2 separate regions of the Mus musculus genome follow, and region 1 is linked to region 2. Evidence: chromatin loops called from intact Hi-C (ENCODE). Cell type or tissue: gastrocnemius. All regions are shown on one strand.

Evidence for each region. A loop is a pair of places that touch in the nucleus more often than their neighbours do. Peaks named below come from ENCODE experiments on the same cell type or tissue, not always from the same donor. Only the 100,000 strongest peaks of a DNase experiment are listed, where the experiment ranks them.
Region 1: it touches region 2 in a loop (5-fold over the local background); 23 of 42 quality-filtered maps call a loop at or near these places.

Annotation. Positions count from the first base shown.
Region 1 is chr15:40,121,205-40,129,204 of GRCm38, reverse strand. Gm33251 (predicted gene, 33251) reads right to left here. Exons shown (of 3, transcript NR_155348.1): 3 at 223-1,019. Among named protein-coding and RNA genes, the nearest start is that of 9330182O14Rik, 9.2 kb to the left of the region's middle. In gastrocnemius, no CTCF peak of the experiment used is centred here; a DNase peak (open chromatin) is centred at 4,721.
Region 2 is chr15:39,363,579-39,371,578 of GRCm38, reverse strand. The region is part of intron 5 of Rims2 (regulating synaptic membrane exocytosis 2); the gene reads right to left. Among named protein-coding and RNA genes, the nearest start is that of Rims2, 170 kb to the right of the region's middle. In gastrocnemius, no CTCF peak of the experiment used is centred here; no DNase peak of the experiment used is centred here.

The DNA of each region.
Region 1 (8,000 bases), 760 kb before region 2:
AAAGCCATCAGTTGCCAATAGCTCCTCAGGTACAGGTAAGGATTCAGAAGGCCCACTGCCTTCCATGTTGGAATTTTTAATTGGCCCGATCTTGTGCAGGCTGTTGTGGGTTCATGTGTGTGAAAGTCGTGTTATGTCCAGAGGACAGCATTGCACACCGTTCCATCCCATCTTAGACAGGGTTTCTATTGCTGTGATAAAACACCATGACCAAAGCAACTTGGAAAGGAAAGGGTTTATTTGGCTTGCACTTGCATATCACCATTCAACATCAAAGAAAGACAGGACAGAAACACTAACTGGAGAGGAACATGGAGGCAGGAGCTGAAGCAGAGGTCATGGAAGGTGCTGCCAACTGGCTTGCTCTCCAATGGCTTCCTCAGTCTACTTTCTTAGAGCACCCAAGACCACCAGTCCAGAGATGGCACCACCCACAATGGGCTGGGCCCTCCCCCATCAATCACTATTTAAGAAAATGACCTTCAGCCAGGTATTATGGAGGCATTTTCTCAGTTGAGGTTCCCTCCTTTCCAGTGACTGTATCTTGTGTCACATTGGCATAAAACTCACCATCACACTCTCTATCCTCTGACTCTTACGTTCTTTCTGCCCCTCTTCCCAGATGTTCCCTGAGCCCTGGAAGGGTGAGAGTGGTAGAGATGTCCCATCCAGGATGAACTCTCACTTCTTTTCAGCACTTTGAGAAGCAGTGAGCCTCTACGGGAACCACCCACAGCAATAAGAAGTATCAGGGGAGATGGGATTTAAACCTAGATCTCGGACCCACATGTCCAGGGTTCTGTTGCCCTAGCTTCCCTGGTGACATAACTCCAGAGCTCCAGACCTGTCCCACTTTCAGAGTCTCAGTGCCTCCTGTCAGTGCAAATATACTCAGGCTTGATTCAGCATCAATATTTGGTTCAGGAAAAGTGGTTAGCCTTGATTACACATCAGATCACGCTGACCACATGGAGTCCTCGGGTGATGTTCCGTAACAAAGACGATAAGTAGGCATAGGGCTGTGGATATAAACATAAATATTTAGAATGCAATTGTTAACTGCAGACCATTTAGAAAAACAGCATCAGTAGAGTCTCCCCTAGCTCTAAAGACTTTCCCTAGCCATGAAGTCTGGCCGTGCTTATATAGGACCAGATGAATTCCCTCCTGTGGAGCAAGACTAAATTCAGTCAGGAGGATAGCGGGTTAGCCCAGAAGCTGTTCCGTTATTGCACCACTGGGCATGTCTCGCCTGACAGGTCAGTATTTTAGGTCCAGTGCTGGGAAAGGCCACTGATGTCTTTTCTCCCCAAGTAGTCTGCAAAGCACCTTGCAGCTTTACAAAGGCTAGCCAATGGGGAAGGCTTCCTGGAAAATTCAAGACTGGCTTCTCCGCATCCTGCAAGCAAGCAGACAGTGTCTTTAGCAAGAGGCTCTTGCCATTTAGGAAACCAAGAATGACAACATCTTGTGTTGGTTTGGGTGCCTCTGGAGCTCCCTGGTCAATAACCTGGAGAGAGGTAACCTCCCCCATGCCTGACACTAAGGTTTTTCATGTAATAACCCATGACCTTAGTTACCATACAACTTAACACTAAAACTATTTAAGAGTCCATCTCTGACCCAGTCAGAATGGCCATAATCAGGAATACAAATAGCAGTAACTGCAGCCAAGGGTGGCGGGGGAGGGAATCTTTAGACACAGTTGGTAGGAGTGTAAACTGGAGCAGACACTTTGGAAATCTTTCTGGAGGTCTCCCATAAGCTAGAAATCAGGGACTAAAGAGCTGGCTCATGGACTGAGAGCACTTGCTGTCCTTGTAGAGGGCTAGCACTCCCATGGCGATTTACAGCTGCCTGTAAACTACAGTTCCAGGGGATACAGTGTCCTCTACTGGCCTCCACGGGCATCATGCAGGTGTATGGTGCAATGCATATGATGCAAAAGCACTCATGCCCATGCAATAAATGAATAAGTGTCATTTTTAAAATTCAAGGAAAAATAGATGTTCCATATGACCCAACAGTACCACTCCTGGACATATCCCAAAGGCCTTTATATTTACTGCAGAGACACTTGCACATCTTCTCGGGCCCTCGCATCAAATCTTTTGTTTGTGTTTTAGCCTGGAGCACAATGCAAAAGCTGAAATAGAAGTGGAACATTGGCAAGTGGTTGCATTAAGGAGGAGGGATGGGAGGATATAGGTGAGATGAAAGTAAAGAAGAATATTGGAGGCAAAGGCTGCTCATGGATTTAAGTGGGGATGGGGGAAAGGGACCAGGGAAAGCTTAGCCAAATAACATGCGCATGTGTGAAGAAGCCACGTGGGAATCTGTGACCTTGCAACCTGAGTAAGAAGTATACTTTGACAAATGTTGTATATTCTGTCTTGGGCCCTAGGTTACATCTTTTATTTGTGTGTTTAACGTGGAATACTTACAGAAGCTAGGGTAGTAGACATGAGGCATTGGCAGATGGCTGCATTTCAGGATAGGGGAGAGCAGACTATAGGTACAATGAAGGTAGGGAGGTAGAATACTGATGATTGTGGTGTGAACAGGGCAGGGAGGAATTCTTGGAGTTAAAGGGTTAAGTGGGTGTGGGTGCAGTTCTATGGGGAACATGAGGGGCGGGAGTTAACATAAGCTATGGATGTGTAAGCCCATTAGGCTTTGAAAGGTGCTTAAAATATATTTTTAAAATGGAATTTGAAGTGGGGCACCCCATAGCATTCTATTCCCCTCGTTACATACAGCTTTGGGTTCTTATCTCTGTCACTTTCTGCCACCATTTTGACATCATAACTGTGTTCAATGTAAAAGTAAGGAGAGCTGGTGTTCCTTTGGTATCCCCTTTTTGCTAAAAGAGCTGAGATATCTGTGAAGCCCCTGGATGCTCATTCCTCTCTCCTGCCTTCTGCATAACCCAAGCACATTTTTTCTAATATTCCCAAAAAGCCACATCATCGACAAATCCCACAGGAACTGTGATAACCAATCTCTCTGTGTGTCTCGTGGGCCCCTCTTCCTTTCCTTCAATCAATATTTATAGCATGTCTGGCACATAAAATAGTCCAGCAGCGCTGCCCAGTAAGAACCTAAAGCAATTTACATTTCTCAAGACTTTCTGTCCGATAGGTAAGTCATGAGTGAATTATAGTACCTTCCCAGTGCTTTCTACCTGAAATGGCTCTCCTCCTGACAATGACACATTCTGTTGGAAGTGAAGGCTGGTTGGGGGATTTATTTTACTGAAAATAAAACCTGAAAAAAAATTAAATTTCTGTTTATCAAAACTGAGTGGAAATATCCCTAATCAGGACTATGGATTTCTATATAATAATTGTACTTATACAAATAACTTTTGGACTGTATTCTTTTGGGGGATGGGGAAGGGGCAGAAAATGTAACCAATCTCCCTATGTGTTTGTTTGCTTGTTTTGTGTGTTTGACAGGATCTCTCAACTCTGGCTAGGCAGGGTTTCTCATGTTTCTGCCACTCCCCCATCCCCCAGCTATGGAATGACAACACATAGCTCCCCAGCTAGGGAACAACACACAGCTCAATTCTGTTACAGGTGTGCTGGAGATCCCAATTCCAGTCTTACAGAGCCAGCGCTCTGCCGTGTGAGCTACTTTTCTAAGGACACTCTCACCCCAAGGATCAGCCGATTAGCATGGCTTCTCCTTGACATAGATGCTATAAGTGGACAAAGCAGCCCCTGGGATCTTGGAGTGCCCGAACACTGACTACTGTTGGGTACATTTCAACATAGAAAGCTGAACCTTATTTTATACACACACCTGAAAGGGTCAATGTCATTGTTTAATTAATGCCCTGCGTTACATTATTGTCTGAGCTGCAACCTGGTGGCTCAGGCCTGTAATCCCAGCTACTCAGAAAGCTAAAGCAGGAGAGCAGTCAGGTTTGCCTCAGCTGCACAGGAGGTTCAAGGACAACCTGGGTAACTGAGACCATCACAAAAAAAAATAAAAAGGAAAGAGAGAGATAGCGGTGTAACTTCGTGTTAGCGGGCTAGCCTAGCCTAACATATCCAAAGCCCTAGCTTCGGTCCTTAATAACTTCACCGCCACCTCCCAAAATGGTGGCTAGCTGCATTAGCAATGACAAAGCATTTGCTTTATTATAATAATTATTTAAATTATTCACTTCCGTATATTTTGATTATATTCTTTGCAGCCCCCCCCCAACTCTTCAAGGTCCTTCCCCTCTCTAACAACCCAATTTCATAATATTTTTCGCTTTTAAAAACAGTAACAATAAAACATTAAGCCTTTGCCAATCAATCAGGGTATCTCTAATCTATTTTCCAAATGAAGGTGCTGAGGCTCAAGAATACCTTGGCACTGGGCAGACAGTCATCAGTGGAGATGGAATTTGAACCTAGATCTCATACGCACATGTCCAGGGTTCTGTTGTCCTAGCTTCCCTGGTGACATAACACCAGAGCTCCAGACCTGTCCCACTTTCAGAGTCTCAGTGCCTCCTGCCAGTGCAAATATACTCAGGCTTGATTCAGCATCAATATTTGGTTCAGGAAAAATGGTTAGCCTTGATTACACATCAGATCACGCTGACCACAAAGAGTCCTCGGGTGATGTTCCGTAACAAAGAGGATAAATGGCAGCCAGCTGCCAGACACAGGCCACCATCCCTCATCAACTGTGTAGAGGAAAAGAAGAGGCAGAAGGATTCCATGGGCCATCTGCTCTGCTGGCTGACCCAGGCTGTTTGTGGTCCCCTGAGAACCCTTTAAATGTTCTGCCTGGTGAACCCGGGTTACACTTCCAAAGGGAAAGACAGCCTCTCCATTCTGCCTCTTCCTTCCTCCCTCCAGCTTTATTCCAGCTGTGTTTTCTTCGATGCCAGATTTCTCAACACCACTACAGTGATTCCTCATGGAGGGGCTGCCCTGCAGACTATAGAATAGTTAGTGCTGACCTTCTACTCACCGGATTCCGGAAGGACCCTTACAGTTGTTGACAACCAAAAGTGTCTCCGGACATTACCAATGTCCTCTTGGAAGGCAAAAATGTCCTCTGGTCCATATGACTAGACTAGAAGTTATGGAAACACAAATAATGCCATCTTAGGGAAGGAAATTGTTCCTCCCATTCCCCAGAATGAATAAGATAATGAAAGAGCAGAGACTCTCTTCTGGCACTGAAAGTATTTCTTGTTTTTAACGCCCTTCCTGCCAAGACCATGTATTCAGTCCTGTGTTTAAAACTGAGAGGAGGGGCTGGGGAGATGGCTTCTTTGGTGTACTGTTCGGCATATAAGCATGAAGACTTCCTGCACCCATTTGGAAATTCAGGTGTGCCTTATGAACTTGTAATCCCTGTGCTTGCCAACCAGCCTAGACTGATTGATAACTCCTAGGTGAGACACAGGTGAGAGACTCTGTCTCTAAAACAAAAAAATGTGGAGATCCCTCCAGCCTCCTCAGCAGGTGCAGGAGCTTGCCGCCAAGCCTGACAGACAACCAGAGTTCAATCCCCAAAACCTGCAAAAAGAAAGGAAAGAACTCTCACTTCCAAGACTCGTCCTGTGGCCCTCAGGTAGATAAAGCACACGTGTGCATAAACAAACAGACCAAGTCCAGCCTTTGGACTATACACACACATGCTCTGCATGTGCACACACACACACACACACACACACACACACACACTCACACACACATACTGGAGGGGCAACAGAACACATATACACCAAAAAGTGACGGGTCAAAAGAAAAGAATGTGAATGAAACTTAAATATCCCACTCCAAAGTCACTGGAAATTGGTCTGAGTTCTCTGTTCTAAATCCCTGTACTGTGTGGCTCCATTCAGCTGATTGGCTTATTCTCAACAACTAAATAAGCAAGGACCTCAAACTCACTACTAGTCTTCTAAAAATGGACTTATGCTCAGATGTGGCTAAGGTCAGCACACTATGCAGATAGTGACCCTTTTGACGGATCCAACCCAGAGAAAGTTGATGTCACTCTGGGGTGTGAGCTTTCCAAGTACACTGTAGAAGATGGTAAGAGAAACAACTGGGCTATAGAAACGGCCTAAAGACATGAGAAAGTAAAAGTGCTCACGGCCAACATTGCACCATTCACTCAAGAGAGGACCAGAACGCTAATGGTTCACTAAGGGAAGGATGATCTGTAGAGGGGAGAGCCTTCTGGAGAATGTGGAGAGAAGGACTCCAACATACAGAATGTGGTCAGAAACCAGAATGGGGTACCTCAGGGGGTTGGCAGACAACAGATGCTTGAATCTTGGTTCTCACGATATGAGTTAATAGCATAGATGAACATGGGAGAGCCATTGTCTTCAGGAACATGTTTTGAAAAGTTTAGGAATAGCCCAGACCCTGGATCAGACAGACCTAAATCAAATCCCATCTCTGGCACTTGCCACGTGATTAAACTTGGACCATACCCTCTCTGTCTTGGTTCTCTCACATATGAGGAAGAATAATAGTCTGCATTGCATTAAAAAGTGGCTGAGCTGATTGAACAAGGCAGTGTCATCTGGGCTTGTTGCAATGGTCACATATAGGAAGAGTTAAAAATTCTAAGTTCTTAATAATAGAATTTAGCCAATATGCCTCTCTTAAGTGACTCAGGATTGTCTGTGGAGGTTAGCAAGCTTCTCAAAAGCCCTTTACTCTGTCCACCAAGTGCTCAAACATAGCTACTTAGTTTCCCACTCCTCTCTATTGATTAAGCTAGTCTTTGTCGTTAGCTTCGCAAGGTACATCAAGACCCTGTGAAATAGTTTCTCCTCTATACAAATCAGGCATACAGACCTTTAGCAATCATGTAGAGGTCACTGCTTTGCAAGATACCTCTTTTCTACAAGACTAGATGCAATCTAAGCACTGCCTAGGCTCTGACAGCTACTGAGTTCCTTCTTGGCTCCCCTAAATCTCTACCCTGGTCTTTGCCCACAGACTTCACCAGCAGGCGTGGAAACAGTGAAATGTGCCTCCTAGCTGAATTTACAAAACTGTGTAAGTTCATGGCATCACCACTGACCCCATTCATTTAAGCATGTACTGACCACCTACTATGTGCTAGGAACTGTTCTCAATATGGAGATAACTCCATAAATGCAGCCTAGATTCTGGCTAGATTCCTCGAGTTCCTTCCAATCCAATTGGTCTCCCATCCTGCACATTGTTTTAAAATATTTTTGTCAGAAAATATATTCTAAATTCTGCACCTCCTCTCTATAACAACACCCCCGTTCTTATGACCCCCTTTTCTTTTGATATACAGTTCCAATATGTAGCCTAGGCTACATATAAAGGATAGCCTCGAGCCTCACTACAGGGATGCTGGGGTTGCAGACCTCTGTCACTGTGTCTAGCATTCTGTCATCTCTAAGAGCATCTTTCTTTCTGAAGACCTTTATCCTCCACTTTATTCTCCCAGGGATGCCAATGTTCCACTGAACAAAAAGAAAGTTGTTTATTTTCATTGCCTTGCTTTCAAAATCCCTGCTGGTACACCATCCCTGGGTGGTAACATTTAAACTCCCTAATTAGGCACACACAGTTCTACACAATCTGGTCAGCGTCTGACTCTTTACGTGTTTCTCCTCCCATTACCATCCCTCCACGTGCCACACCCCAGCTCCACCAAGCCTCTCTCACTTCTTGACATGGGAGAGTATTTCCTTCTCTTTGCCTTCACATATGCTGAGCTCTTGATTATAAATGCCTTTGCCTGATTCCTCTCCTCCCTTCTGATCGGTCTCATGACCTCCCACTAGCGCTTGTGACTCCATAAAACGTCTCCACACTGAAGCCACCCCCAGCTTTCAGAGTAGGTGCTATTTATTCCATCCTTCCATTCCAGAAAGCACTTTAATGACAACATATGGCTCTGTGATCATTTTAATAGATATCCACATTCAAATGTGTTTCCTCCATAAAACATTAAGCTCCACAAAGACAGGGACTATGCCCTGGTCC
Region 2 (8,000 bases):
CTTGTGTTCAATTTTTCTTCCAAACCCTATCTTACTTTTCTGTTCATCATCATGGCATAATTTCTGGAAGTTGTGTAGCCCCTGCAACTGCTTCCTCATTCCACATTCTTTTCTGAGTTAAATGGTCAAATTTCTATTGTTAACATTTTATTATATTGCTCTTAGCAATAACTTCTATATTACAAAATTCAACAGACAATGCTTTCTTCTGTGCTCACCTATAACTTGCCAGAGTATTAGATGCTAATGCTATGTTCTTGACAAGAATCTATTTTTTCCTTCATTCTTCACAAATATCACTGGAACTTCCTCTTCCTTAATAACAATTGTTTTCCTTACTGTCTTTAGCAAGCTCTCATTCCTATCCTATACTCTAAACGTCTTCAATGCCCTGTTGTAGCTACATTGTATATTCATCTGCAGGCTCCTGTAAGGTAACATGGGTCCCATAAATACAATAATCTATATTTCCTGTCTTTGGCCTCATATTTTAAAATTTCAGACTCATTTAATCATTTGTCAATTTCTTTTTTTAATATACATTTCTTTTTTGTTAGATATTTTCTTCATTGACATCTCAATGTTATCCTGAAAGTCCCCTTCCCCCCCACCCACCCACCCTGCTCCCCAACCCACCCACTCCCGCTTCCTGGCCCTGGCATTCCCCTCTACTGGGGCATATGATCTTCACAAGACCAAGGGCCTCTCCTCCTGTCAATTTCACATGATAAAAATTTTTTATTTTCCTTAGCTAAACCTGCTTCCTCTCCATTTTTCGTGTATTAGAACAAAACCATGACTTTTCTAGCTACTATCTTTGATATTCTTTGCTTCATACTATACCACATACATCCAATTATCAGTAGATTTTACCAATTAACCTTCAAAACACAAGGTTTTCAATCTCAATATAATACTAATTCAATCCATCAAAAGCCATGTCAAGAGTATCATAACTTCATATTGGCACTTAGAGCCTTTCACACAAGAGAACGACCATATTTTCAAAACAAACAAAAAACTAGTATGTTTTCTTGTGTGTATCTAGAGTTGTATATTGTATATCACAGATATTAAACTGTCCTATTTTGTAAAAAGAACATGAGATGTGTTGTTTCATACAAGGGTTGTTTTGCTTTGTTTTGTTTGCAAGTGGTTTATGACAAACATAGAATAAGCTTCCTAAAAATAGCTCTTCTGACTTGAGTCTATTCATTCCATACCAATCAAATCCATACTGAAACACAATCTGAGAAAAGACATCTTCTGACTTTTTCCCACCCTTTCTTCCCTTCTTGAAAAGTAAGCAATCAGTCTCTGTTCAACTAAAACAGAGCATCTGCCCTGTGACCATGGAAACCAAATGTCCTCATGAAGACTTCCCATGCCTCAGCTCCTTCAGCAGCTTCCTACAGAATCTCTCCACTCAACCACAAGTTTATTCTGGAGTGTTTAAGTGGCCCTAGAACTTATAAAAGATAAAGTATTGTAAAAACATGAGTAAAACACTAATTTAAGCCTTTGTCATAAACACAACTCCCAAACCACACAATTTTCTGAAGAAATAAAACAGTAAAGCACCAATTCTATGTCAAGGCTATCAATTGTGTCAAATAACTCACATACATTTATATACATATGTATATGCATCACAGAAATAAAAGTTGTTTTACAACAAAGGTTGACTCACTATACTCTATAGCACTACCGTTCTGCTTATATAAAAAACTGTGATATACTTTTTCTGAAAGATGTAAATAAAAATTTGTTAATCCTGCCTTATCAAGGCATATTTTTGTGACATATATATGTGTGTGTGTGCGTGTGTGTGTGTTTGTGTGTGTGTGTGTGTGTGTATACATATCAGATTTAAAAATGAGGAATAGTACATTTAGAAGTGGACAAAAATTATACATGGAAATATATTTTAAAAGAAGGAAATGAAAAGAAACCAATGAAAGGGGTCGCTGCATCAGTGGGGAGGGAGCTGCCACTACTGTTTAATTTTCCAGCTCAGGCACTGTGTAATTAGGAAAGCACAGTGAGAAGCACTCCACAGATAACCTTCAACCCACTCCTGAAAGACTTCCGTCCCACACAGAGCTCCAAGTCAGACCTCAAATCTCCCCAACTGTATCACATAATAAGCAACTACTGGGTATCTAGCTCAGAGAGAAAACCAGTAGATTATGAATAACGATAAGATTGGTTCTTTATACAATTTATTTTTTGCTGTCTTATTGTGAAAAAAACTGGAGTGTTCAAAGTTACTAAGGAAATCTATACAATTCTACTTTAACTTTAGCACTCCAAATCCTATGAGAAGAGCAATCTGATGTATACTAAGCTCATTATGTAATAAGAATTTCTATGTATAAGACAAATGTTTTTATCATGGCACAAAATTCATGTGACAAGTTGATAAACTTAAATTCCTGAATTACTGAAGAATTAAATATATGAAATAAGAAAATGTATCTTTATTTAAAGATGTGGTACCAACTCCCTGCTTTTGTTTGGTTTTGTTTGTTTTAATTCTGTGACATGGACAGAACAGTAAAAACCCTGAGAGACCACTGTTGCTCTCAATACTATATGAGGAAAGCCTATTGGTTGCTTCCTTGGTTTTGTCCTTTCTGCCCTTAATTTTGCCAACTGGCTCATCTTAGGCTTGTTTCCACACACTGGATATATTTTTTTAAAAAAATTGTTGAGGAAATTACTGAAAATTCATTTTGTTTACTTTATTCACTATTCTGTTCTCAGTGGTCTATACACTGACTGGCCTTATCTCAGGATGACAGCCTAACTTAGTTGTAGTCATTATCTTTATATTCTTGACCAGTATCAGGACTGATTTCCTGAATGAACTGGAAGAGACAATGTAAGGGAGAAACAAATGAGGGACCCTACAAGTTAGTATACACCATTAAAGTATTCTATGAGCATGTATATAAATATCAGTTAAGAACACATGAGCACTAGGGGAAAAAAATACAAGTAGACGACCCCTTTGGGGAGAGAATGATCCTTTCACAGGGGTCAGATATCAGATATTTATATTACCGTTCATAACAGTAACAAAATTACAGTCATGAAATAGCAACAAAAATAATTTTATAGTTGGGGTAACTACAACATGAGAAATTGTATTAAAGGGTCATAACATTACAAAGGTTGAGAACCACTGTACTAAAGGAACATAGTAAGATAATGGCTCCTAAAGACATATTAATGGATCAGTACAGCACACTGAGCCCTCATCAAAGAAGCTTCTTCTTACAGTTGAGAGTAATTAACAAAGAGACCCAAAACTAGACAACGTGCACAGAGTGGGAGACTTTAAACCACGCAGCCTCTATCAGTCCTCTCCCAACACTCAGAGATCTATGTAGAAAAGGAGTGTAGGAGCCAGAGGTGTGGATGAATCCAAGGATGTGATGTCTTTACAACAGGGATGACACACATATTAACTCACAGACTGTGACAGTACACACAACATCTACACAAGTTCACACCTGATAAAATCCCAATATGGAAAAAAAGGATGTGAACACAGAGTTCCTTAGCATGAAGCTATTCACAGTTTATACCTGGTGTGAAAGGAGAAAATCTGTGTCTCCCAATGGAGAACTACATTCCAGCACAGAGCTGCTAGCTGGCACAATATGGACTCGATACTTTCTGCTTTGGTACTTTTTTGTCTTACTGGCTTTTTGTTTTTGCATTTCCCTTTCAGATGGTTTGTTTGATTTGAGTTTTGGTTTTTGGCTTTGCTTTTTGAGAGAGAGACAGAGGGGGAGTAGGAGGGAAAGAGAAAAAAATGAAGTTGGGTGAGTGGTGAGGTGGAGACGATCTGAAAGGGGTTGGGGTTGAGGAAAGAGTATGATAAAAATGTATTAAAGAAAAACACATTAAAATTTATTATAGCGATTAACTTGTATATTTTATAAGTAGGAAAGACCTGAGTAATCTAAAACACACATTAGTGTTGAAATTGAATGGTCTCAAAATTGACCATTTTGGTATTAGCATACAATTTTCTCAGCAATAGCTACAAGAAAGAGTGCTGCTGGTTATAAAAACCACCATTAGGGTAACAAATTACTCTCATTTCAATGTCTTTCTATCTTTATTTTCCTTTACCTCTAATTTTACTAAGGCATTTTCCTTAATACTATTAATATAAAAACTATGTTTTACAAGTGAATATTTGGTGCTTTAAAAAAATCTTGTTAAAATGAAAATTAAGACACTTTCAAGAAAAACAAAATAGTGGTTGAGGACACCAGGAGAACACAGCCCACAGGGATCAACTAAGTAGGGATGATGGTGGTTCACGGAGACTGAGTGGCAACCACAGAACCTGCATAGGTCTGCACTAGGTCCTGAGCACAGGAGCTATGGTTGTTAGTGTGATGTTTTTGTGTGACTCCTAACAGTAGAGGTGGAGCTATCTCTGATTCTTTAGTCTGCTCTTGAGACCCTTTTCCTTCTACAGGTTTGTCTCACCCACCTTGATATGGGGGTCTATGCCTCTGTCTTACTGTATCTTGTTATACCATGTTCATTGGATATCCCTGCAGCCTGCCCTTTTCTGAAGGGAAACAGAGGAGGCATGGTTTCACGGGAAAGGGAAGGTTGGGGAGGAACTGGAAGGAGAGGAGGAAGGGGAAAATGTGGTCAGGATGTATTGGAAACAAAAACAAAATTAAAATAAATAAATAAATAAATAAAAATAAAGCCTGAGATAATTAAGTATCACTGATTAAATAGCTATCGACTATAATTGTGAGTGTTTAAGTAAAAATTTCAAAAAGGCATGGTCATGTCAAGTCACAGTCTTAAAAAGGTAGATAACAGCTTCCCTAGGCCTTGACTAGAACAACAACACCAACAAAATCAGACAGGAAAGACAGAGGGGAGGGGGGAGAGGGGGAGGGGAGGTTAACGTGGAATGTAAGAAAAGAACAAACTATCAAAACCATCTTATTCAGTATCCTATGGAAATACTAGGAAACTACTGAGCTCAAGATATCATGCATATTAGGCAAATACTATATCACTGAGCTATATACCCCAGTCCTTCCCATAGCTCTATAAATCTTGTCTTCTGATAACTCTCCCTATGTTATCCCATGGGTCTCAAAACTTACAATCCACCTGCTCTGGCTAATTACAGGCAAGTACCCTTCTTATCTTTATCATTTAAAAAAAATATATGTTCAAATGTTTAGTGGGGCATCATCTAATACTACACTTTATAAAAGCCAAACTGTAAAACTGTCTACATATTCAAGAATAAAATAAGTAAACTGAACAAGTAATACAATTAAAAATAATAGGAAAAAAACTAATTCTACATGAAGTTTTGAAGCACATTAAAAATAAAATGTTATTTAGTAACTTGTCTTATAAGGCCAGTAATGATATAAGGAAAGAAAGCCATATACTAATATCTCTTACAAGCACAAATATTTTAATTCTCTAAATAAAATGCAAATAAATCAGATACAGAAATACATTAAACAGAATATTACCATCCAAACAGAAAGTATCCAGCAACACAAGGTGGTTCAGCACTGGAAAATGATCAGTGTAACTCAGCAGACAGAAGAAGGGAAAATACATTACCATTTTAAGAGAAGCAGAAAAAAACATTTGTCAAAGCTTCACAGGCATTCATTACTGCACTGAGAAAACTAGTAATAGAATTCCCTCAAAAGAGTAGAATGTATTTATGAAAACAATCTATAGCTAACATCACATTTGACTAGAATATTTATACATTTGCATGATAGTTTGAAACAAAGCAAAAACACCACTTTCACCACTTCTACTCAATGATATAATGAAGCCATTGGGTGACCGATAGACACATAAAAAGAATAAGAGGATAAGGAGCAGCGTGAGGTTAAGGGAGTGAAGGGGAGCAGTGTAGAAAGGGGATAAATAAGAACCCAGTTTACTGACAGCATGAAAGCACGGGGGACACCACACTTTATATGTGGACTTCAAACCAATCATTAAAAAGAAAAAAGGAAGCCGGGCGTGGTGGCACACGCCTTTAATCCCAGCACTTAGGAGGCAGAGGCAGGCGGATTTCTGAGTTCGAGGCCAGCCTGGTCTACAAAGTGAGTTCCAGGACAGCCAGGGCTACACAGAGAAACCCTGTCTCGAAAAACCAAAAAAGAAAGAAAGAAAGAAAGAAAGAAAGGAAGGAAGGAAGGAAGGAAGGAAGGAAGGAAGGAAGGAAGGAAGGAAGGAAGGAAAAGAAAAAGAAAAAGAAAAAGAAAAAAGGAAAGTGGATGAAGAGGATAGAAATGAGTTCAAAAGTAGGCCAATGGACATATGACCATCACATCCAGGTAGGATCAAAAACTAGTGGGGGGTTAAGTTATTTAATAGCCGCTCCTTGGGAAAACAGCTTACATTGTGTAAAAAGATGAACTAGAATTCTTTGCCATATCTACAGCAAATTCTATTAAGCAGACATGATAAGATGATACTATTGCTGAAGACAGCATGTACTGCAGACACGGGACTTAGAAGAGTCAAGTCCAATCATGATGAAATCTAGCTTTCATAATACAGCTGCCAAGGTAGGAAAGCACTCTCCTTCGTTTTACTGCGCATAAATCACAACCACCATGAGACATTCCTAAAGGTACAATAGTATCCAGATCTTGGTGGTAATCAACATCTGCCTAATTGGACTTAAGGTCCTTCCAACAGGATGAAAATCATGCCTCCTACTGGAAACCTAGCCAACTACCTGGTGATAGGAGGTCATGAGAAGAGCCTGCTACAGCACTTCACTTTACTTGAGAACATATTCTTCTGCACAGAGACAAGTATAACTCTCAGTACTCATCAAAGAAGCTTCTCCATACGGCAAATAGAGGCCATCACAGACAACTAGAACTGGCCATAATGCAGAGCAACAGACCATGGGGAGCCCAACTCCAGCACACAAAGCTTCCACATAACTCCTGCACCTAAGGCTCAGGGAACATTAAAAAGAGAGATAGAAGGTGGTAAAAGATATCCAGAAAGTATGCTGCTGTCAGCTTGTGTTTCCTAAAAAATGGCAGAAAGAGGTACAGCCATGATACCGCAACAATGTGGCTGCACAAACAAGACCTAAACAATGACACCACCAATAGACAGGCTAATGAGAGGGGTAAATCTCATGGGAGGCAACCCCAGACTAAAACCAAACAAACAAAAAACCTGCAAATAATTAATGAATGCTAAGAGGAGAATTATTCTTTCCCTAATTGGTTATCCAATACAAAATGGTCAACCCTGAAATCATCTTCACAAGCAATAATGAATAGTCTCAGCTGGTTGTATTTATGGTGTGTGTGTGTGTGTGTGTGTGTGTGTGTGTGTGTGTGTGTGTATACAGGGGAATGCGTGTGTGAATAATAATGAAAGAAAAAAGCCACAAATTAGAGAGGGAATGAGAATGGCTTGGAGAGAGGAGATAGGAGGGGTTGAAGAAAGAAAGGGCAGAGGGGTTAATAGTATAATTATACTTTAATTAAATTAAAAAAAACATTTAAAAAGCTAACAGCTGAAACTACAAAGTATTCTGGATTTTGAATGAAGAATGACTTCTCAATCATGGCCAAAGAAACAAAAAACTAAACAGAAAATGAATCTGAGTATATCAAAATAAAAATGTCTACTCAACAAAAAAACAGTAGGCAGCAATGAAGGGTAGCTCGTTATTTTCAATTCACAGTAACAGTAATTCAAATAACTGCTATACGCAAGGAAAACAGCTTAGGTTTAACATAACTAAAAAAGTGAAAATTACAACCAACCACCTGGTATGTGCACACCACATCCACAAAAAATAATAAGTAATGACTAAACCCAAAGCAGCAGCACCTCGTATCTACCACACTACCAGAGCGTCTCAATTACAGAGCGAGCATTAAGGAATGAGTATGATACGCAATAGTAAGAACCATGAAGTACCGGTACTCTAG